Regions from separate parts of the Homo sapiens genome. Here region 2 is linked to region 1. A link is an interaction called in ENCODE POLR2A ChIA-PET data of the cell type or tissue named here. Cell type or tissue: CD4-positive, alpha-beta T cell. All regions are shown on one strand. Each heading gives the region's core, and the rest is flanking DNA. Links, peaks and the distances in the headings are about the cores only.

Evidence for each region. Peaks named below come from ENCODE experiments on the same cell type or tissue, not always from the same donor. Only the 100,000 strongest peaks of a DNase experiment are listed, where the experiment ranks them.
Region 2: POLR2A ChIA-PET joins it to region 1 with 6 read pairs; 30 of 35 experiments call an interaction of 5 or more read pairs at or near these places.

What each region holds. Positions count from the first base shown.
Region 1 is chr5:177,432,111-177,448,774 of GRCh38, reverse strand. GRK6 (G protein-coupled receptor kinase 6) reads right to left here. Exons shown (of 16, transcript NM_001004106.3): 4 at 16,465-16,542; 5 at 15,969-16,069; 6 at 15,536-15,628; 7 at 15,365-15,428; 8 at 15,099-15,239; 9 at 14,671-14,861; 10 at 13,836-13,873; 11 at 13,654-13,743; 12 at 12,494-12,702; 13 at 12,245-12,382; 14 at 7,938-8,075; 15 at 7,722-7,856; 16 at 5,884-7,038. The coding sequence ends at 6,985. It overlaps PRR7-AS1 (PRR7 antisense RNA 1), which reads left to right and starts at 831. Exons shown (of 3, transcript NR_038916.1): 1 at 831-1,131; 2 at 8,744-8,861; 3 at 9,905-10,886. It overlaps PRR7 (proline rich 7, synaptic), which reads right to left and starts at 1,961. Exons shown (of 4, transcript NM_030567.5): 1 at 1,815-1,961. RefSeq lists enhancers at 676-1,304, 7,441-8,137, 16,296-16,415 and a silencer at 1,247-2,336. In CD4-positive, alpha-beta T cell, for the core only: no CTCF peak of the experiment used is centred there; a DNase peak (open chromatin) is centred at 8,274; H3K27ac peaks cover 2,259 bases.
Region 2 is chr5:177,380,190-177,386,280 of GRCh38, reverse strand. SLC34A1 (solute carrier family 34 member 1) reads right to left here and starts at 1,847. Exons shown (of 13, transcript NM_003052.5): 1 at 1,794-1,847; 2 at 431-586; 3 at 145-294; 4 at 1-60. The coding sequence starts at 539. In CD4-positive, alpha-beta T cell, for the core only: no CTCF peak of the experiment used is centred there; a DNase peak (open chromatin) is centred at 3,470.

The DNA.
Region 1 (16,664 bases), core at 6,262-11,261:
GGTCTCACCGGAGAAAATGGAGGGAGGGAGGAAGTGAAGAAGGGAGGGAGAAAGCTGGCCCCATCCTATAATGCATCTGGGGGAGCAAGAATGTGGCTGATTTAGCTGGAAGAAGGAAAAATGTACCAAGACCCGAAAGACAGGGAATGTCCTCACTGGAGGAAAGTGAAGGAAGAAGGCTCTACAGTTCTTCTCCTGGGTTACAAGAGAAGTTAGCTAGCAGGCAGAGAGGAGCTTTGCCCCCAGAGAAGCCTGCAGTGTAGACTCAGCTCTGCCACTTACTGGTAGTGTGACCTTGGGCAAGTCACTCACCTCCCTGAGCCTCCCTTTAGAGTCTTCATCTCTAAAATGGGGATAATAAACTTACCTTGCGCAACTGTTGTAAAAAAAAATTAGGAGATAATGGATGCAGAGCACTCAACACAGGTCTCACAGAGCAGGAAGGGAATGAAAGGCACCCGTGAGTAATTCCCCAGGCGCCCCTGCCTGCAGGAGACTCAGGCCTGACCTCCAGGGCACCACCCATCTAAGGGCATCTTATGCCAAGGCCTCCAATGCCCCAGATGCCAGTCACCTCTAGGATGCCTCCCCGGATGGGAAAGGAAACCCAAGGACGGTTGTGGTCGCTGGGATCCTGGATCTGAAGCCCGCGGTCGGGGCTGGCATCTGCTGAGTCAGGCCTGGGAGAGCTGGCAGGAGGGCCATTTCTCTCTCCAGCATGATGCCCGCTGAGGGGAGGTTGGGAGGGGAGCCAGAGGTCATTTCCTCTGAGTCAGAGGCCATTCTCCTCCCAGAGGAGCTCCCCTGGCGGACCAGGCACCTCCATGTGGCGCGTGCCTCCCTGCCGGCCAACCTGCATGCTACTCAGTACAGTTGGGGCATTGTGCTCAGACAAGAAAGGGGCACTTGTGATCCAGACAATGGGCTGGGTCGCTCCCATTTGGCCTGGGCTTCAGCTTCCCTGGGTCAGCAATATCCTTTCCTCTGCTCCTGCCCACTCTGCTTCCACCCCTCCCTGGAGAATGGTGGCTAGGAACACGGAGCAGAGACTCACCGCGGGCCCATGCCCGGTTTGGCACGTGCCTCGGCCGTGAGGAGGAGGAGGGATGCAAGCTTCGCTCCTCTACCCTGGTAAGAAACGTCGCCCCTGGGGAACCCAGCTCGGCTCAGGCCATGTCCAGGGCCGGCGCGATTAGGTGGTGGCGGCGGTGGGTGGGTGGGTGGGGGGTCTATGGGCAAAGACCCCAGCGCCAGCCTCCATGCCTCCTCCTCCCGTGACAAGCCCAGGGGCTGGGCCGCCCCCACGTTTGCAGCCACCCCAGGAGCCCTGCTGCGACGACTGCAGCCACGTGGGAGCCAGCTCGTGCCCACGGCCGTTCGCCCCCACCCCCACCCTCGACGGGCTGTGGAGGCAGGCACACCCAGCCGGGCCAGAGGGGCGACATGCCCCCGCCGCGCACCCCTCTCCCCCTGCACCCCCGGGCTGTGGGCCCGCGTCGGGGGAGGGGGGAGGGAGGGGGAGGGGGCGTCGCCGCCCCGCAGTCGTGTTGCCGGGGAGCGCAACCCCGTTGCTGTGGCAACCGTTTCCAAGCGAACTGGTGGCGGCTCGCGCCCCGTTCCGGCTCCCTCGCTCACTGGCGCTCTCCCTCCCTCCGGTGTGGACTGGGGGAGGGGCTGCTCGCGGCCCGGGCGGGGGACCGGGGCGGCGACCCGGGGCCAGGGCGCTGAGCCGCCCGCGGGGAAGGGCTCAGTCCTGGGACCATCTTCCGCCCGCGCTCCGTGCCCGCCCGGCCCGCAGCCGCCGCGGTACTCACGGGCCCAGGCATCCTCCTCGAGCTCGTTCTCCTGGCTCGGGGCGAGCAGCGCGGGCCCAGCGGACAGAGCCCCGGGCCTGCGGGGGGAGGCGGCGGCGGCCCGGGGGAGCAGACAGTGGCAGCGAAAGCGGCTCCGAGCGCTGGGCTGGAGGCGCGGGGCGCGCGCACGGGCGCGTACACGGCGGGTGCTGAGCCCGGCGTGCGCGCGCGCGGCAGCCGGCAGAGGGCCCCGCACCCCCAGCCACACGCCGCGAGGAGGCTGCCCCCGGAGGGAAGGAGGGGGAGGACGGTCACCCACCTGCGGCGCCGAGACCCGGTTCTCCAGCCCGCCGGGCTCACACCCGCCAGGGCACCCTCACAGGGGAGGCACACGCCGGCCGACCCGGTCCACACTCCAGGCTGGAGCCCAGGCCACACCGGTCGTGCACGCTGGATGCACAGCCAGGCAGCTGAGGTCGAGAACCCGGACGCGCACACAGCTCAGCTCGGAGAGCACACACATGTCCAGGTCCCCGTCACATCCTGACAGGCGCTGCGCACACGCAGTGGGCAGGGGCCCCCGAGCAGGCAGGCACCCCAACGTGGCTCCCTCCCAACTCACGACCCCTCTCGCTAGGTGCCCAGCAGGCGTACACCACCACATGCCTACTAGGAAGCCACGGGGAGGAGGACCTAGTGCCGAACCCACAGCCCTGGCCTCCGTGGACATGCCTCCCCCCTACCCCAGCAGGGAACAGATGACCCCTAGAGAGCGCCCCACTGTCTACCCCGAGGTCCAAGCTTGCAGAGGCCACTCTGAAGTTGGCTGTCCATCGGCCTCTTAACTGGGCTGTTTTTCGTCCAACTTCTCTACTGCACTTAAGATGATTTGCCAAAAACCCCTCCACCACCATATTAGCTGGAACATTTGGGGTTGAAGTGACAGAACTCCCAAACAAATAGGTTTGAGCTGTACCCCGTCTCTACCAAAAAAAAAAAAAAATCTGCACGCCTGTGGAGAATCGCTTGAATCCGGGAGGCAGAGGTTGCAGTGAGCCGAGATCACGCCACCGCACTCCAGCCTAAGGGAGGGGGTGAGACCCTGTCTCAAAAAAAAAAAGAGAAAGAAGAAAGAGAAAGGACAGAAAGAAAGAAAAATAAAAGAGAAAGAAAGAAGAAAGGAAAGAAAGAAAAGAAAGAAAAAGAGAAAGAAAAGAAAAAGCTTTGAGCTCAAAGGGGACTGGTTCATGCAACTGGCAAGTCCCAGGGTAGATTCTAGCTTTGGTCACAGTTGCTTCCAGGTGTTCCCGCAATGGTGTCAGGCACGTATCTGCTTCTGTTTGCATCACTCTCAGGCAAGCTCACCCCAAGAAGTAGCGAGGACAACCCCAACAGCCCTAGGCTCATATCCTGCCATCTATCCCTGGAGGAAAACGGAACCCCAATTCCTTCCCCATCATTTGAGCAAAATACAAGCAAACAACTCCATGAATGATTCTTTTTGGACTCATTTGGGCTGAGTCTCTATCAGTGAACCAATCTAAGTGCCTGTGTGTTAAGGGAGAGGATATGTGCTCCTTATGCAAAGGGAATGGCCTCCCAGTACCCGCTCCCTTTTCTTTGTATACAGGCACCCTGATTTCAATGGGGGAATCACTGCCCCACGGGTGCCATCCTGGTGAAACTGTGAACCCAAGTGCCCTGCTCCCTGACAGTGCACAGCAGGCAGGTATCCAGCCTGGCCACTCAGACTCCTTGAGTTTGCAACTGGGCTCAAAGAGGCAAAACCAAATGGCTCTATCATCTTGGTTCTGGTGGGTGTCTCCTGATGAGAATGGAGCCCACAACTAAGACCCCGAAGCTCCTCCATATCCTTGGAACACCTTCTAAGTTAGCGGGAGGACAGTTCTGTCACTTGCAACATTCCCACCTGGCTCTCTCACTCTAGGTATGTGTGTGGAGTATGCGTGTGCAGGGGGTGCAAGCCCAGCCCCGTCTAAACCACATGGACAGAGACTGGGGGTGCTTTTGTACATGCTGGAGCAAACACCCCAACACAACCAGTAAAAACCCTTCAGGGAATCCCCTACCTTCCAGATGAGGCCCCATCTGGGCCTTAACCCTGTGATCCTTAATCTAGCTTTCAAAGCTGGCTGTGTCTCACTGACTTCAGCTCCAGCCATTCCTTGCTTCCACCCCTGGCCTCCCATGCTCAGCCATCCTAAACCACTAAAGCCCTAGACCATCCATCTGGCTCCTCTACTTGGGTACATCTGACCCTGTGTCCTGGAGGGCACCAATTCTGACACCTTCAGGGTCAAGGGGCCTCCCTGTTTGGTGCTGCCCCACCCCCAACCCTGTCAGCTCTAGAATCCTCTCTTCCACAGTGCTGATCACACTGGGTCCCGCTGTTCCCACGTCTGCCTCCCTACCAGACTGAGCTCCAAGCTGCCAGGGGCCTCGTCTCCATCTGGGTCCCAGTTCCCACCATAGAGCTGGGCATGGAGGACAGCTCAGGGAAGCTTCTTGGGAAATGAATTCTGGGAGTTCCCTCTGCCAAGGACCCACTGTGTTAAGAGCTTTAAGGTGAGTTTAACCCTAGCCAAGAAGTTCCCTGGATGCCTCCCTAGCCCAAGGGGGAGCTGGCCAGGGTGTCCTGATCCAGGTGCAGGCAGAGTGCCTCAGGGTCCTGCACATCCACCTGGCACGCGCTCTCTTGCATACCTGCCCAGGGCTGGGCTTTGGTATGACATGCTAACACCTACCTAAAAATCCCCCACTCCCACCTCATAACAGCCTGGGGCAGAGGGGCAAACCCACCCCAGGCTCCTTTCTCATGATACATGGGTAGGATCCAGCTTTCCCATCATTACCTGGTTTCCTCCCCACCCTGCAATGGCCACTTAACCAGTTGGAAGACCTTGAGCAGGTCCCCACTCCCCTTACTTCCCTTAGGTTGGTGGGAAGCAGCAGGCACTCCACATGTCATGAGTGGGGCCACAAAAGGCCCCTTCTGCCAGGCTGCTGGCTTGGCACCTTCTGGCTGTGCTTAAGCCAGGTGGTTAGTTTGGTACTCAGCACCACTCCCCAGCAGGTGGGAGTCCTGCGGTGGCTTGGGAACTCAAGGGGCTGGCTGGCTGCTTTGGTGGATTCTCACAGCTGCCCAGAAAGGTGATGGGTCTTACACCTACCTTTCCATATCAGGGAAGCGCCTGTGCAGGGCCAACTTGAAAAGTGGCCAGGCTGGGGCTTGAACCTGGAACTGTCAGCTACAAAGCTCACATGGCTCCTGCAGCACTGGGTGCCCAGTCCAGAGGCCAGGAACAAGCTTGATGGGGCTTACGGGGCATTCTCAGGGAGCTGGGGACACTGGGAGTCTATAGAGCAGTGATGGGGTTGCCAGATCTGGGACAGACTGGTAGGCAACAAGCTCTCAGCCCCAGAGCCCAGGCAGGAAGCTCCCCTTGAGTGCCTCCCAGTCCCCCTTCCTCCCAGGTGAATGTCCACTTCGAGGCCGGCTCAACCACCGTCTTCAGAGAACTCTCCCACACTGGCCACAGCCTATCTGCCAGCGTCACCCACTGTCTAGGTCTTTGCCCATAATGTGTCAAGGGCAAAACAGAGGGGTGGATATGATGCACGTGCCTCAGCCCGGGGCCCGTACATGGCTGGCGTCCAGGTAACGCAGGCCTGGGGCAGACATTCCTTACACAGCTCCCACCCTACTCTTACGTCCACATTTAGGCAGCCAGGCCACCTTAGCCTTGGAGGGGAGGACACCAACGGGGCCCGCCTTACCAGCAGTCAGAAACAGACCCACATCCCAGTGGGTACCCAAGGCTTCTTTCCTTAGGCCCCATCCCATTTAGGAAGTTGGGAAACCCACTGGGTGAGCCCAAAGGCTACCAAAGCCTGGCTGTCTGGAGAGGCTAGTTCAGAGTCAGCCCTGGGGGCTCCTGGGCCTCGGAAGGGCACACCCTGCTTCCCTCCAGGCCCACCTCCAATCCCTTCCCGCTTCCAGCTGGGCCAGGGGAGCAGGAAGACCCCTGGAGCACCGGAAGCAAGAAAGAGGCAGGCAGGGGCGGCTAGCCAGGTTTGTGCTCGGACTATTCACACAGAGACATGTGGCAGCTTACGTTGGACAAAACGAGTAATAAAAATTGGCTTTAAATATGGAAAAAACAGGGCCCTGTAATCCCATGCTACCCTAACACTGGGACCAGGATGGCCATCACAGTCTGGGAAGGGCCAGGGCTGGGACCTGGGGCACAGGCACAGCCTCGCCCTATCCCCTTCACCCACACAGGTACACACGCGCGCGCACGCACCCCACAGGCGCACACAGGAAGGGGCGGATTATTGCTGGGCACATGTGTCTATTGTTATGAGGGGAGTCCGGAATGTTTGAGGGTTGACCAGGGATGCCCCACCCCCTCCTAGGGGCTGGGCTTGGGCGTTTCTGAAAGAGGTGTCTGCAGGACAGAGCCCAGTATCAGGGACCAGGCTGTGGGAGCTGGAAGGCAGAGGCAGACCTATCTGGGCCGGCCGGGGCAGTGGGCTGATGGGTATCACAGGCAGCCCAATCTCTGGCCACTTTGGCACAGGCCTAGGGCATACAGAGGCCCCAGACCCAGCGCTGACAAGCACTGAGAAGGGACAGCTTTGGGCCCCAGAGGGTAGCAGCCTGAGCCCAGGGCAGCAGGGGGAGGCACGAGTCTTACTCAGAGGCCGGGGTGGCCAGCACAGTGCTGAAGGCTCAGGGGTGTGACCACCCTCAGCCATCCAAGCTGGGCCAGAGGAGCCTTGAGTTTGGCAGTGGCTCCTCTGCCAGCTCCCGCTCTCCCAGCCAGGGCTGGCTGCCCCCAGGAGCCAAGGCGGGGGCGCCAGGTCTGCGGCGGGAATTAAGAATGCTCTGGTCGCTATATACATTCGTACAAATACATAAATACAGAAAGCCCCGAGCTCCACGGAGAAGAGCTGAAGGGACGCACCTTTGTCCCAGGGATGGCCCAGGCCCTGCCAAACTCAGCCAGGCCAGGGGCTGAGGGACGGAGGACACTGGGGACAGCTCCGTCTGTGTTCCCCAGGCCACGACTTGAGTGGACAATGGGGAAGATCACTGTGCAAAACTGTAAACGGCGCTCGGAGTAGCTGCTACCGCCAACTGCTGGTGGGGGCCTCGGGCTGGGGGCTAGAGGCGGGTGGGGAGCTCTTCCTCGCTGTCGCTGCAGTTTCCACAGCAATCCTGGAGGGACGGGGAAGACACGGAGGGAGGGAGAGAGGCAGAGCAGGTGCCATTAACCACGAGGGACGTCACATGGGGCCGACCCTGCCAGGGCAGGCCAGGAGCTGCCTGAGGGGTGCACTCTGGGGAGGGGCCTCTCCACAAGGAGCCTGGAGCAGCAGCTCAGGCCACACGTGGGTGGGCGTCATTGCAGAGGCTGCCGGCAACAGACTGAAGTAAGGGGGCTGGGTAGATCCCACGGTCTGCCAGGGCAAGGCCTCTGCCCAGCCCTCTCCCCTGGGGCTGGCAGAGACAGGGCACGGGGAGACAAGCGAAGCAAAGCTGGCAGCTCGAAGGGGCCAGGGTGCAGGGGATCAAAGCAGTGGGCAGGGGGAGTGGGGCGGGCACCAGACTTCTTTCTCCCACATCTTGCCTTTGCCATGGAAGGGCTGCCCGTGGCTCCCCGAGGCCAGGCAGCAAGGCCAACCCACGGGGAGCCCACACTGCTCACCTCTGGAAAGAGAAAAGAGGCCATGAGCCCAGCCAGGGGTGGGGGACAGGCGGGAATGAGGCCAGAGACCCTGGGCACCACAACAGGACTGGAGGACGCCCACTCCCAGCGCATGCGGGCACCGGCTCTGCCTCCCACCCACCGTCCCCTGGAGCCAGGTTAGGGGCCCAGGTAGGCCGCTGCTGGGGCTTACTTGGCGACTGAAGAGTCTCTGCAGCAGTCCCTTTTTAGGAGGTGCAGGTGGCTGGCCCTTCCAGTCCAGGTCTGGGGGAACTGAGCCATCCAGCCCAAAGACATTCAGCTCTTGGAAGCACTCGGTCTCCACCATCTGCTGAGGAGCAGGCGGCTGTGACAGCTGTCCCCAGGGCAGCCTCCTGGAGCCCACCCCACCAGCAGGGCAGGCCCCCACCTCGTTCTGCCAGGGGATGGGCACACTGCCTGTGGCAAACTTCTGGTAGAAGTCCTGGTCGGTAGGCTCCAGCTCCACGCCCTTGACCGTAGAGAACTGTTCAATGTCCAGAACATCCTTGCAGTAAATGGCCTGGGGCTGGTGGGACAGAGGCAACGGTCAGATAGGAAACACACACACGCACACGCGAAGGCAGCTCAGCCCTGATTCTGCCTCGGGTCTTGGCCTAGTGCTGCCTGACACCAGCAGCTCTCTGATTTGGAGAAACCAGGTGCCCCACGCACTTCCTAAGTGGGGCAGGCCCTTCTCTCCGAAGCCTGGTTTTCCCCTCTGTGAACTGCGTACGTTATTCCTCACTGCTCAATGACTGTGAGGCTGTGTAAAGGCCAATGCCAGGCACCTCCTTCGCCTGCCCACAGCTTCCTGGGTATGCAGTTGGGGCGGGGAGTACAGGCTGAATCTCAGCCGGCCCCTCCGCTGGGCACCACCACGCAGAGCCTGGAGCTGGTGACTCCCTGGCTCCCCGCCCTGCGATGACCTGGGACTTGCCGTCTTCTCTCCCAGCCAATCAGAGGACTGGCACGGTCTCCCACTGCTCCACCTCCCCAGACCCACACTGGGAGCCCACCTCAGCTCCAGGCGGCCACCTTCTTTTTTTATCTTAACATTGTTTTCTAAATCCTTCAATTAAGATGTCAATTAAAATCATTGTCATGTAAAATGGTACAGCTGCTTTGGAAAACAGTCTGGCAGTTCCCCAAAAGCTTAAACATCATTACCATATGACCTAGTAATTCTACTCCTAGGTATAGACCAAGAGAAATGGCGGCATCTGCACACACAAAAACTTGTACAGGAATGTTCACAGCAGCAATAACAGCCAAAAAGTGGGAACAATCTTAATGTCTACCAACTGACGAACAGGTAAGGAAAATGTGGTCTATCCATGCAATGGAATATTATTCAGCCTTAAAAAGGTATGAAGCACTGATCTATGCTACAACATGGATGAACCTTGAAGATACTATGCTAAGTGAAAGAAGCCAGGCACAGAGGATCACATACTATGTGATGCCATAGCTATGACATGTCCAGAGTAGGCAAACAGAGAGAGACACAGAGTAGACTGGTGATTGCTAGGAGCAGCGGGAGGGAAGCATGGGGAATGGCTGCTAAGGGTATGGGTTTTTTTTTTTTTTGCAGAGTGGGGCAGGTAATGAACACACTCAAGAATTTATCGTGGTGCTGACTGCATAATTAAAAAGCCAATGAATTGCACTTTTTTTTTTTTTTTTTGAGATGGGAGTTTTGCTCTTGTTGCCCAGCCTGGAGTGCAATGGTGTGATCTCAGCTCACTGCAACCTCCGCCTCCTAGGTTCAAGCGATTCTCCTGCCTCAGCCTCCCAAGTAGGTGAGATTACCGGCATGCGCCACCACGTCCAGCTAATTTTTGTATTTTTAGTAGAGACGGGGGTTTCACCTTGTTGGCCAGGCTGGTCTTGAACTCCTGACCTCAGGTGATCCACTCACCTTGGCCTCCCAAAGTGCTGGGATTACAGGCATGAGCCACCACGCCCAGCCGAATTGTACACTTTAAATGGGTGAATTGTATGGTATATAAATCATATAAATTAAACTCAATAGAGCTGTTAAAAAAATATCATCAAGCTTGCTTTTTCATCTACTGCTTCCACAAAGTTAAACTCCAGGGCACTGATTTTATCTCCGACTTTGAATGGAAGATCCAGAGGCAGTGTAGTTATTTCAAGGTTAAATGAGATGATGTACACAGGAAACAGAACAGACTGAGTGGCAGTGCCAGCCTCAGGGGCGAGCTGATGAAAGTCAGGCTCTCTTAGTTCAAGTAAGTGCCTCTGACAGGGCCCACCTTTGCTTTGGAAAACAGTCTGGCAGTTCCCCAAAAGGTTAAACATAGTTACCATATGACCTGGTAATTCTACTTCTAGGTATAGACCAAGAGGTATGGAGGCCAAGGCGAGCAGATTACTTGAGGTCAGGAGTTCGAGACCAGCCTGGCCAGCGGTTCCAGTGAGGCCCATGTGAGGCAGTCACTCAGGGCAGTAGCCCCCTCACTGGCCTCCCCACTTCCACTCACACCCACTATGGCCCACTCCCCACACCTCACATTCCTGCCCAGGGTCCCCCAGCGGTCCCATCTTGCTGAGAACCTGCCGGCACTCCTCTTTGCCTGCACGGGCTCACTCAGCCACACAGGTGTCCTCGCGGCTGCTCCACCTCACAGGGCTGGCCCCTGCCTCAGGACTGCAATACCCGGCTGTTTCTTCTGCCTGGAATGCTCACACCCCAAACCTTGGCATGGCTCTCCGCTTCACATATTTTACATTTCTGCACCAGCATCACCTCCCCAGAGACCACGGTGTCTAAAAGCGCTCCCCCCACCATCATTCTCTGCCATCTTCGTAGCTTGCTTTAGTTTTCTTTTTTTTTTGAGATGAAGTTTCACTCTTGTTGCCCAGGCTGGAGTGCAATGCGCGATCTCAACTCACCGCAACCTCCTCCTCTTGGGTTCAAGCGATTCTCCTGCCTCAGTCTGCCGAGTAGCTGGGATTACAGGCATGCGCCACCATGCCCAGCTAATTTTGTATTTTTAGTAGAGATGGGGTTTCTCCATGTTGGTCAGGCTGGTCTTCGAACTCCCAACCTCAGGTGATCCGCCTGCCTCAGCCTCCCAAAGTGCTGGGATTACAGCGTGAGCCACCGCACCCAGCCGCTTGCTTTAGTTTTCTTTGTCACACTTAACATTACCTGGAATTCCTTCTGGCTTACGGGTTTGTTTGGGTGTGTCTCCCACTAGAATGTAAGGGCAGGACTGGCTCCAGTGGGCCTCATTATCTCCAGGGTCTGGCATAAATGGGCACTCAGCTATTTGCTGAATCAATAAACGTGTGTGTCATTGACAGCTATCAACCTGGCCTGCCCTGCCCATCCTTCGGGCCTCTCCAGTGTTCCTGGTGAACCGTTAATTACAGGACCAGTCCTCATAGACATGGGAAGGGGAAAGCACATGACCTCATCTTAGCCAATCAGAACCTTCCCTATGACTGTCACACAGAGAAGCCTAATTCAGGGGGAGGGAAAGAGTCAACAGGTTGAAGGCCAGGCAAGAGCTGGAGAATCGTGGCACACAGCAGGAAACCCTGGAGCTGGCCCTACTTTGGGACTTTCTGGCCAAATGAACCAATACACTCCACGGTGAGCTTAAGTGAGTTTAGGTTGGTTTTCTGCCACCCGGACTCTGACAACTAGAGGATACTCTTGCCTGCTGGGTGCCTGGCCCACTGAGATGCTCAGTTAACAGGTGAGACTCCATAAGGAAAAGTGACCACCCACAGAAGGATGGCCAGCCCAACAGCCCCTCCCACTGCTGGCAATTGCATTGTAGTTTTCCTCTGGGGAACTGAGCTCCCCCATTGGTGCAGGTTCGGGTGGGTGTATGATCTGGGTGTGGCCAGTGAGGGGCCTCTGAGCAATGAGAGGCAATGGGCATCAGCTTTGGGACTTCTTTTCCCCCATGAGGATTTCTTTTGAAATTATTGGGCAAGGGCAGGCGCGATGGCTCACTCCTGTAATCCCAGCACTTTGGGAGGCCGAGGCAAGAGGATCACCTGAGGTCAGGATTTCAAGACCAGCCTGGCCAACATGGTGAAACCTCATCTCTACTAAAAATACAAAAATTAGCCGGGCATGGTGGTGGGCGCCTGTAATCCCAGCTACTCAGGAGGCTGAGGCAGGAGAATCGCTTGAACCTGGGAGGCAGAGGTTGCAGGGAGCCAAGATCTCACCACTGCACTCCAGCCTCGGGGACAGAGCAAGACCCTGTCTCCAAAAAGAAAAGAAAAGGAAGAAAGGAAAGAAAGGAAAAAAGAAGGGAAAAAAGAACGAAGGAAGGAAGGAGAGGAGAGGAGAAGAGAAAAGAGAAGAGAAGCTCTCTGTCTACTGTGGTGGCTGAGCTGCTGGGGCCCACTGCTGCCGCACCATGGGGAGAGCTACCCCAATATGAAGACTACACACTCAACGGTACAGTGAGGGGAAGGAGAGAGAGTTCCTAGGACATTGTCAGAGGCTCCAAGCCCCATCCAGGCATGCCACAAGCCAGACCCATCCTGGGGCTTTTCCTTTTTGTGAATTATCTTTATTTCTGTGGCTAAGCCACTAGATTGTTTTTTCTGCCACTTGCACTGGAAGCATCCTGGCTGATACTACAAGAGCCCCTGAGCCCCAGCCCTGGCTGGGCCCCGCCCTCAGCAGGAGTGGGCTGCACTCACGTCAGGCTTGAACGGCGGCTCCAGCATGCCAGCTCCCAGCCGCTTGAAGTTCAGCTTCTTAAAGAGGGGGTGCTCCTTCACCTCGCGGGCACTGCCCCCACGACACCCCAGGCGTTCGGCAGGGTCCTTGCAGAGGAGCTGTGGCAGGGGTGAGTCGGCCAGGCAGGCCAGGCAGGTGAGTGGGTGGGAGGGAGGGAAAGGTGCATCCACCCCAGCCCTGGCTGGCCAGGCTTCTGTGAGCTGCCGTACCTGTGAGCAAAGTGAGCGGGCCTGCGGGGAAAAGCGCTCGGAATACTCCTCGGGGACCTCCTTCACCAGCCGCTCCACCTCCTCCCGCTTGATCTTCTTCTTCCTCTGCTGGAAGGGCGACTGGCCTGCGATCATCTCGTACAGGAGGCAGCCGAGCGCCCACCAGTCAGGGCTGAACGTGTACCGTTCATTCTTCACCACCTCCGGAGCTGGGCGGGCGGCATGGGAGTTAGGGCTGGGCAGGAGGCGGGCAGTGGACCCTCAGGCCCCAGGAACGCCAGTGCACGTTAGGTCTGGGATACACTCACACCCGCTGGCCAGGGGGGACCTTGGCCAGTAGGAGAGCACAGGCCCCATCAAGCGGGGTGAATACGGCCCTGCAGGAGGCCGCGCCCAGGGTCCCCGGGTCTTCAGATTTTACACAAGAAGTCAGAAATCTGTATTTTGTATGTGAAACCATCTGGCTTACTAAAAACAGTTTGACTTAAACACAAATGTAGGCCAAATTGGGCCCATGTGGCTACCATTTTGCAACTTCTGGATTTAATATCAGCGAGAAGAAGGAAACTCCTATTTTCTGAATACCTCCTACCTGCCAGGGCAGCCCTGTGGGGAGTTTTCCCTGAACTCTCCCTTTTCATCTTCCAGGCAGCCCTGGGAGGCAGGTATGATGAGTGTTTTCCAGTGGAGCAGAGTGAGGCCGGGAGCAGCGGAGTGTCTGGTTCAAGGCCACGCAACCGGCAAGAGGCGGAGCCTGCAGAGCCAGGACTCTGCCTCCTGCGTCTCTCGGTCTCCAGGTGGAATGTGGGGCCTCATGTTGGCCCCTCCACTGGCCTCCCTCACAGATGGGCACAGGGAGGGCAGGGACTGGGGCCACGGAAACAGGTTTGGGTCTCTCTCCTCCATCCCCCGGTAGCCACCTGCAGGCTCAGCCATAGCAGGGTTTAATAAGTATTCAGCAAATGAACGACATGGCTTCACAACTGTGTGCGGCCCCGGCTGAGTCTTGGTCTCCTAACCTCTAGAAGAGGAGCATCGGCATGGGCCCTTTCTACTGAGGCCCCTTTTGAGAGAAGACTCCCAGACAGAAGTGGGTGTGGCTGGGTGGGTGGATAGTGAGGGAACCCAGGAGGCTAGTGGGCCGGGCAGAGAAGACTCACCCATGTAACCCACGGTGCCCACACGCCCTTTGATGGTCTGGCCCTCGGGCACATGCACAGCTAGTCCCAGGTCAGAGATGCGGATGTGGCCTGAGTGTGGGTGGAGAAACAGGTGGACCCGTTAACAGGCCAGGCCTCTGCATCTCACCCCACCCTGACCCACCCCAGGCACCCTTACACACCGTGGTCATCCAGCAAGATGTTCTCGGGCTTCAGGTCCCTGTGCAGAGAGAAGAGCAGGGTCAGATGCTGCTCAGTTTGCCAGGGAGTCAGAAGGGGCCAGCCCCCCCAGCTCACTCGCCTCCGGGGGCCAGGTGTGGAGCAAGGTGCGAGACTCATTTGCTGCCAGGGCGACAGACAGCCCTGCTCTCCCTGGCAACAGCCCGGACTCAAGGGAGCAGAGGAAGGATCTAGAGCCAGGACTCCCAGGACTCTCTAGATGAGTGGAAGACAGCTCCACCCCGGAGGGGCCTCCCCAGTGGAGACCAAGGAGTCTCCACCCCTTGGTGACTGACTCTGCCTTTCCTCTCTATCAAATGGGACTACTCATCCGTCCCCTGACTAGGCTGTTGTGAGGTTCACAGGAAGTCGGCAACAATCAGAGCCAGGGTTCTCTCTTACCCAGCCCCATGTGCCAGGCACTCTGTACTTAGCTCACTGGGCCCCTCCAGTAGGAAGTTGGGCCTACTTCTAACAACCTGGGAAGTAGGAATTATAGTCTCTGCTTCCTAGAAAAGGAAGCAGTGTTGGGAGCAGGGAGCTCCTGGCCCAAGGTCACACGGTGGGGGGTGGAGGGGTGACAAAGTCAGGATACCCCGTGGGTCCAGCAGAGCCCAAAGCCTAGGTCTGGGCTACTCAGGTTGGCCTGGCGTGTGAGTTAAGCCGGTGCCACAGCCCCCAAACCAATGTCCTTCTGTAGTCTGGCCTGATCGGCAGCCTTGGCCACCCCCGTCCAGGCCCAGCTGCAGTCGCTGGCAGGGAAGGACTAAGCCCCTGGGGTGGCCGAGCCCTCCCCACCTGTACACGATGCGCTCCCGGTGCAGGTCCTCCAGGCCACAGCAGATCTCGGCGGCGTAGAAGACGGCCCGCGCTTCGGGGAAGCCAGCCTGGCCCATGTGGTAGATGTGGAACTTGAGGTCGCCCCCGTTCATCAGTGTCAGCACCAGGCACAGCGCGTCCTTGGTCTCATAGGCGTAGGCCAAGCTCACCTGTGGCCGAGGGGACCCGAGCCCTCAGGCAGGAGCTGCGGGGCGCTTGGCGGCAGGGCTGCCCAAAAAAGCCTTCTCGGTGCCACTCCTTGGGCCCAGCCTGCTCCCCAAGCCTGGTGTCAACACCCCAAACCCGCCCTTCCTGGCATCCCACATGGGAGGGTGGGGCCTGGGGGGTGGGGACGGTCGGTGCGCCAGTGTGGCCAAGGGGAAGGGAGAGTCTCCTTCTGTACTTACTACAAACCTACTGTTCACTTTCTCCAGGATCTGCTTCTCGTTCAGCGCCATGGCCTCCCCTTTCCGCTTCTTGATCCGCTTTTTCTCTAGCTTCTTGCAGGCATACATCTTACCTGTGGCCCGCACCTGGCAGGCGCACACCTGTGGCCAGACAGACAGGGGCGAATGGGGGCCAGCTGTGCCATTGCTGGGCATCCAGGGGGTGGTCCAGGTCCCAACACACCCACCCTATTCACTCTCCCAGGGGCTCTGGCCTGGCCACTCACCTCCCCAAAGCCACCTTTGCCCAGGACTCGGTATTGCCTGAAGGTGTTTTTGGTCACTGGCTGCCTGTGGCAAGGGGTGGGGAAGCAAACGCTGGCTGAGCAGGAGAGCCCAAGGCCTATGAAGAACCCCGGCGACCTGGCCTGTCCCGGCCCAGCCTTCAGGGAGCTCACCTTTCCAGCCACTTCCACTGCAGGAAACGGTTGAAGTAGATGCTGTCGAGGTAGTCGGCAAAAGGGGCCACGCTCAGGTACTCGTGGGTCAGCCTGTTGAGGAAAGGCAGGCCCAGCTCACCCGCCAGCCCCTGACACCTCAGGCTCTTGGCTTGCTGGGCCAGGCCTCCCGTTCTGTACAGGCTTAGCCCACAGGTATCGTCGTCGGCCAGTCCTCCTGCTAACCCCTGAGCGGGGAGACACACAGCCTGTGCTGAAGCTGTGGGTGCTACTGAGAGGGGAGGCAGCCTGCTCAGGTCACACAGCAGGGGCAAGGCCAGGGCTGGGCAGCTGAGCTCCCTCACCAGCCACCGAGCTGTTCACAGTCTTCCTGGCCCCCAGAAGCCCCCTCCGCTGGGCATAATTCCAGGCTTGTGGGCAGGGACAGGCTTACCGGGTGAGTTCCTGGAAAAGGTCTTTGCAGGGACCCTGCTCCAGCCGCTGGGTGCAGTTCGTCACCAGCTGCCGGGGGACCTCAGGGATGAGGTCAGGACCCTGGGAACAAGCCCCAGACAGGTCAGTGCAGGGGCTCCCTTGGATGGCTGCCCACTTCCAGGGGAGAGGGGTCAGGCAACTCGGGCTGGTGCCATGAGAGGCTGCAGGCCAGGGTGTGCCAGCCAGCCTGGTTGCTGAAGTCCTTCCTGCTGCCCACCCATGAGGCAGAGCGCAGCAGAGCCACTGGGAGGCCGCCTGGCCCAAGCCCAGCCCATACCCTGGGCTGCATGCCCGCCGTGCTGCCTGGAGCAGCTCCAGGGCACTCTCTGTCCAGGCTGTGTGTTACATGTGTCTGTATGAAGAGACCACCCTCAGAAGCCTGACACTGTGGTCACTCCTGTGCCTGACACGGGGCTCTGGTGGCTCCCATCATCTCTCCATCGCTGCTCACTCACCGTGTGGCTCAGAAAATTCTGCGTTAGCTGCCGCCCACATGCCTTCCGCTTGTCATCCGGGGTCACTTCATACTCGGCCTGCAGGGTGGAAAGCAAAGAAGCTGGAGGTCTGGGCAGGGCAAGCAGCAGGTGTGGGGAGGAGGGGCACATGGGGCCAGGACCTCGGCCACCCGCGGGGCTGGGCAGGGCTGGGCTGCACT
Region 2 (6,091 bases), core at 921-5,920, 57 kb after region 1:
TCAGTGGCACCTTGAGCAGCATGGCGCCAGCCTGGCGCAGCTTGGGGACCAGCCTGGACTCTGGATGGGGGAAGCCATGAGCATAGTGGGCAGAGGCCAGGGCAGGGACTGCTGCCGCCTCTGCCACCCCCAGCCCAGGCCCACCTGGCTTCTGCTCCTCCTCCAGGGCCAGCTTGGCAGGCAGTGGTTCATGGCGCTCCAGGACCTCCCCACAGGGGCAGGTGTGCTCAGCAAGGGCCACAGGGCCCAGGCTGGGGAAGGCATAGGCAGAGGTCCCCGGGATCCTGTGTAGGACTAGGGAGGGAGCCTGGTCAGGAGCCCCAGGGCCCCAAAGTGGGGAGGCGGGGAGGAACAGGCGGGGGAAGTGGCCTCATCCGGGATGTGGGCAACCGTGGGCAACCAGGGTCCAGGGTGTGGGAGCAGCACTTACCCTGAGGGCTGGGCACGTAGGCAAAGGCCGTCCCTCGCATCACATGCCCCCCACGGACTGGGAGTGGGGAGACAGCAGGGGACCCCAGCCTCTCTCCGTAGGACAACATCCTGGGCACCCACTATGAGGTCTGCAGGTCAGTGGGTCTCAGCAACGCTGAATGACAATAGCTGTGTCCGGGACACTCATGCCCACACACCCTCACCTGCACAAACCCCCATGGCGCATGATTCCAAATACACACCTAGCAAAGCACACCCTCCATCCTCACCACACACACACACCCCTCCGAGACTCACACGCACAAACACACACCCAGCAAACCACACCCTCCATCATCACCACCACAGCCCTCCGAGACTCACATGCAGACTCACATGTGCACATCTGTGCTGGGCACCTGCATGTGAGTCTCGGAGGGGTGTGTGTGGTGGTGGTGAGGTGATCATTCATTCACCATTCACTCATTCAATGAGTATTATTGAGCTCTAGCCCAGGCTCCGAACCAGAGGCTTGGATATAGCATTGATAAAAGACACTGAGAACTGAGGACGCCCAGCCTGTTTGGGGCTGGAGGGGGCCAGGGAATACGTGGTGTTGGCAGTGGCTGCAGGTGTGGGCTGGGGCTGGGCCGGGCTTCAGTTTTGCCCACCTGGAGAGCAAGGAGGAGCTGCAGACACCTGCCTTCTCATGGGGTCAGCTGGGCACACACGGAGATCCCCTGGGCCGGATCCCGAGTTCCTGGGTTCCCCTCACAATGAATTCCTTTCCCCATCCACCCCCTCAAGGGGCAATGAACAAACACTGACAGGCTTGCCTCAGCCCCCCCTTGTCCCCGCACTGCCCCAGGAGTCTTGGCTATTGGGGTGGAGTGCCCTGATCTGCCTCAGCACTCCCCGCATTGTCCCAGCGTCCTTGGCTGTTGTAGGGGTGTGAAGAGTTGAATTCAAGTCCTGAAGGAGCAGGAGTCCTTTTTTTTTTTTTTTTTGAGATGGAGTTTCACTCTTACCGCCCAGGCTGGAGTGCAGTGGCACAATCTTGGCTCACTGCAACCTCTGCCTCGTGGGTTCAAGCGATTCTCCTGCCTCAGCCTCCCAAGTAGCTGGGATTACAGGTGCCTGCCACCACACCTGGCTAATTTTTTGTATTTTTAGTGCAAACTCGACCTCAGGTGATCCGCCCACTCGGCTTCCCAAAGTGCTGGGATTACAGGTGGGAGCCACCGCGATTGGCTGGACTGACATGTTATATGGGGCGCGGTGGGGGTGGGCGCAGATAGGACACAGATGAAGGGGCTGGGGTGCTGGGCTGTTTCCTACTCAGAGCTGGGGGTGGGGTTGGGATGTGAGGGTCCTGGGCTCACCTTAGAATTCTGTGTTTCAGCTTCTGCTCAGCAGCTCAATGAAGCCTCCAGGACCCTGAGGAGAACTGAGACCCTCCTCTTTATACTCTTGGGTCAAGGGCAAAGTCCCTGGAACCCTAGCTGCCCTCCCTCTGTCCCCCAATTAACCTCACCCCTGAGATTCCTCCCAGTTAATTGCTAATCGTCAGCTCTGCATGGGGAATCTATGGTCAGGTTCTTCCCATCAACCACGACCCAGACACATCCCCCGCCTGCAGGCAGAGACCCTGATGCCACTCAGCACCTTGTTCCCAGGGTCCCCTCGTTCCTGGCCTGACAGGACTCCCCAGGGAATGACCCAAACATCCTATGGCCTTCGGAGGTTGCAGTGAGCCAAGATCGTGCCACTGCACTCCAGCCTGGGTGACAGAGTGAGACTGTCTCAGAAAAACCAAACCAAACCAAACAAAAACATCCTATGGCCTTGCCAAGCGTCGGGGTGTCTGTAAGTCTCCCAGGGGGAGCTCAGAGGAGAGGGAGTGTGAGATGAGGACCTAAGCTGGAAAGGCCGTGGAATGTTGAATCGTGGCAGGTCTCTAATGCCCGACCATGGGTCCAGGATGTGAGTCTGAGTGAATGTGGAGCCGCTGGCCAGACTGGGATGGGCCTGATCTGCCTTTTAGAATGGCCCCCGGGGTGGAACCCGGATATATGGAAGGGAGCCTGGAAGCGGAGGGGCCAGTTAAGAGGCTAATGGTCCAGGCAGGAGATGATGAGGCCTGAACTCCGATGGGAACGGAGGGGCTGGGGAGGACAGGTGCATCCCAGGGACATCTGACCAGTAGAATTGGTGACGGGGAGGGAGAGAGGAAAAGGAAATAGATGGGAGTCGGGTCTCTGGATCTTTGGCTAGGGCTGGGTTCATGCCCAGGTAGGAGGGTGTCGCTGAGTCACGGAAATGCAATCAGTTCTCAGTTCTTGTGTCAGAATCTCTGGGTCCTTGGGCTTGAAGGTGCTGTTAATGTCACATCGAGTGTCTCCACCTATGAGCAAACTGACACCCCCACAGCGGGCCCAGAGACCCCGGCCCACGTGACCTGTTTCTCTCCATTCCCCCGTGCAGTTCAGACCCTTGGCAGGAGCAGCTGAATCCAAGGTGCTCCTGGTGAACTGGGGGTGTTTCTCCTTTTTAATAAGGTTGTGCTTTTTGATATTTTTGAAGTTTGCCTTCCCTGCTGTCACGGAGCTCTGGGTTTAGTGGGGGAGGCAGTTAGCTATCGATCAAATCCATCAAGAGATATAATTCCAAAATGCTGCTGATTTACACAGCCACCACTTCTAAAGATTTATTTTGGGGCTACAGCCCTAGTGAAAGTGAGAAAATGCTGGATCTGACCAGAGCTGCTGTTGGGACTCATACAAGCAGCAGAGAAGGCAGCTCCATTCCAGCACCAACGTATCTCTTGCCAGCCTCTCTGCCATTTCAGCACCTCCCTGCCTACTGCCTGCCTCCTCCCTGGCCAGTGACAGAGTCTGTGTGTCCCCCTGGGTGGTGAGTCCCACCTTGTCTGTGCACCTGGGCTCTGGCCATGGCCTCCCCAGACCTTTTCTGGGCTGAGAGCCTGCCTGGTTGGGGGTGTCTCGCGTTGAGAAAGGAACCCAGCAGGAGGAGCTGTTTTGGAGGGAAGGTGCCAAGCTCCGTCTGCTCAGGCTTTCTGAGCGGCCTCTGGCACGAGCAGTTGGCTCTGCAAGCCAGAAGCACGCACTGTGCTTCTCACCCCAAACCTGGGCCTCCTCCTTCTTCCTGATCTTGGTGAGCGGCACACCGTCCATCCATCTGGGTCGGGCACCAAGCAGACATCCTTGCTGTTTCCTTCCCCTCCACTTCCTCGTTTCCAACTCAGTCCTCAATTCTCCCAATTTTATTGCTCCAGGAGCTCCCTGATCTTTTGCTGTTAGCCATCTCTGTGGCCACCTCCCTGGACTGGGCCTGTCATCTCCCCTGGGTCATTGCGGTCACTTCCCAAGTGCTCTGTCCATTTCTGCCCTTGCTGCCCCTGATCCATGCTCCAAAGCAGCAGACAGCAATCTTTTCAAAATGCCAAACTAGGCCGGGCGCGGTGGCTCACGCCTGTAATCCCAGCACTTTGGGAGGCCAAGGCAGGTGGATCACCTGAGGTCAGGAGTTCGAGACCAGCCTGGCCAACATGGTGAAACCCCATGTCTACTAAAAATACAAAAAAATTAGCGGGGCGTGGTGGCGGGCACCCGTAATCCCAGTTACTCGGGAGGCTGAGGCAGGAGAATCACTTGAACTCAGGAGGCAGAGGTTGCAGTGAGCCGAGATCGCACATTGCACTCCAGCCTGGGCAACAAGAGCAAAACTCTGTCTCAAAAAGAAAAAAAAAAAAAGGCCAAGTTAATCATGTCACCTCCTCTTCCTTTCGAAACCTGCCCCTGCTAACCACTTAGCATAAAGCCCAGGATCCTATAGTAGCCTGGAAGGACCAGGGTGACTTGGCTTCCTACCTGCTTTGCCAGCCTTAACCCGTGCCTGAGAAACTGTACCCCAGGGAGGACATGTACAGGAGGAGAGAAGGGGCCAGGGCCAAGCCCAGAGGAGCACCCACTTTTTTTTTTTTTGAGACAGAGTCTCGCTCTGTCGCCCAGGCTGGAGTGCAGTGGCGCGATCTCAGCTTACTGAAACCTCTGTCTCCCAGGTTCAAGCGATTCTCCTGGTTCAGCCTTCTGAGTAGCTGGGACTACAGGCACCCGCCACCACGCCCAGCTAATTTTTGTATTTTTAGTAGAGACAGGGTTTCACGATGTTGGCCAGGATGGTCTCGATCTCCTGACCTTGTGATCCACCCGCCTCAGCCTCCTAACGTGCTGGGATTACAGGCGTGAGCCACGGCACCTGGCCAGCACCCACATTTAAGGGAGACTGAGAGGAGCAGCCACGGACCAGGAGGAAGCCACCTCAGAAGCCAGGCTGGACCACATTTTGAGAGAGACACCCTGGTTGGCTGGGTCAAGTGCTGCTAAGATGTCAAGTAATCTGAGAACAGAGAGGCTTTAACAACCAAGGGCTGTCAGCCACCTGGGAGGGCATGTTGGGGGAGGAGTCAGCTTGTGATGGTGTGGGAAGGAGCGGGAGGCGGGGGAGCAGAGACAGCATCGCCAGCGTGAATATGAGACGCTGACATATATTAAATTTCATCACACCAGTGAAAACCATTTCTCCGGGAGAGGCATCACTGCTGAACGGAGAGAGAGAGAACGATCCCAAGAACAAATGTGCACATCCAGGAACTGAGCAAGCTGTGGAGGCTGGCACAACCAGCCGTTTCTGCAATTCTTCAGAGCCATGTGCTCCTTAAATGCACAGTTTGCTGCATGTGGGTTTTCCGCAGGACCTAAAGTTGAAGATGGTCAAGGGAAGAAGAACCCTTGAGCATCTTATGCCGGCATTCACACCAGCACAACTGCCATGCACACAGTCATGAGTGTGCACTGCACACGTCGGGGCGCATCCCCTCCAAATCTCAGGCCTGTAATCCCAGCACTTGGAGGCTGAGGTGGGAGGGTCACTTGAGCCCAGGAGTCCAAGACCAGCCTGGGCAACATAGCAAGACACTGCCTCTAAAAAAATTAATAAATAATTAGCCAGGTGTGGTGGCACGCATCTGTAGCTGGGGAGGCTGAGGTGGGAGGATTGCTGAAATCTGGGAAGGCAAGGCTACAGTGAGCTGTGATTGCACCATTGCCCTCCAGCCTGGGTGACGGAGCGAGACCCTGTGTCAAAAACATAAATAAATAAATAAATAAATAAATAAATAAATAAAAGAGGCTGGGTGCGGTGGCTCACGCCTGTAATCCCAGCACTTTGGGAGGCTAAGGCAGGCAGATCACCTGAGGTCAGGAGTTCGAGACCAGCCTGGCCAACATGGTGAAACCCCGTCTCTACTAAAAATACAAACATTAGCCAGGCGTGGTGCCGCGCACCTGTAATCCCAGCTACTTGGGAGACTGAGGCAAGAGAATTGCTTGAACTCAGGAGGTGAAGGTTGCAGTGAGCCAAGATGATGCCACTGCACTCCAGCCTGGGTGACAAGAGTGAAACTCCATCAAAAAAAAAAGAGTGAGAGAGAGAAAGAAGAAAGGAAGGAAGGAAAGAAGGAAGGAAGAGAAAAAAAGAGACAGAAGAAAGGAAAGAAGAAAAAAAGGAAAGAAACAAGAAAGAGGAGAGAGAGAAAGGAAAGAAAGGAAGGAAGGAAGGAAGAAGGAAGGAAGGAAGGAGAGAGAGAAACCGGGTGCGG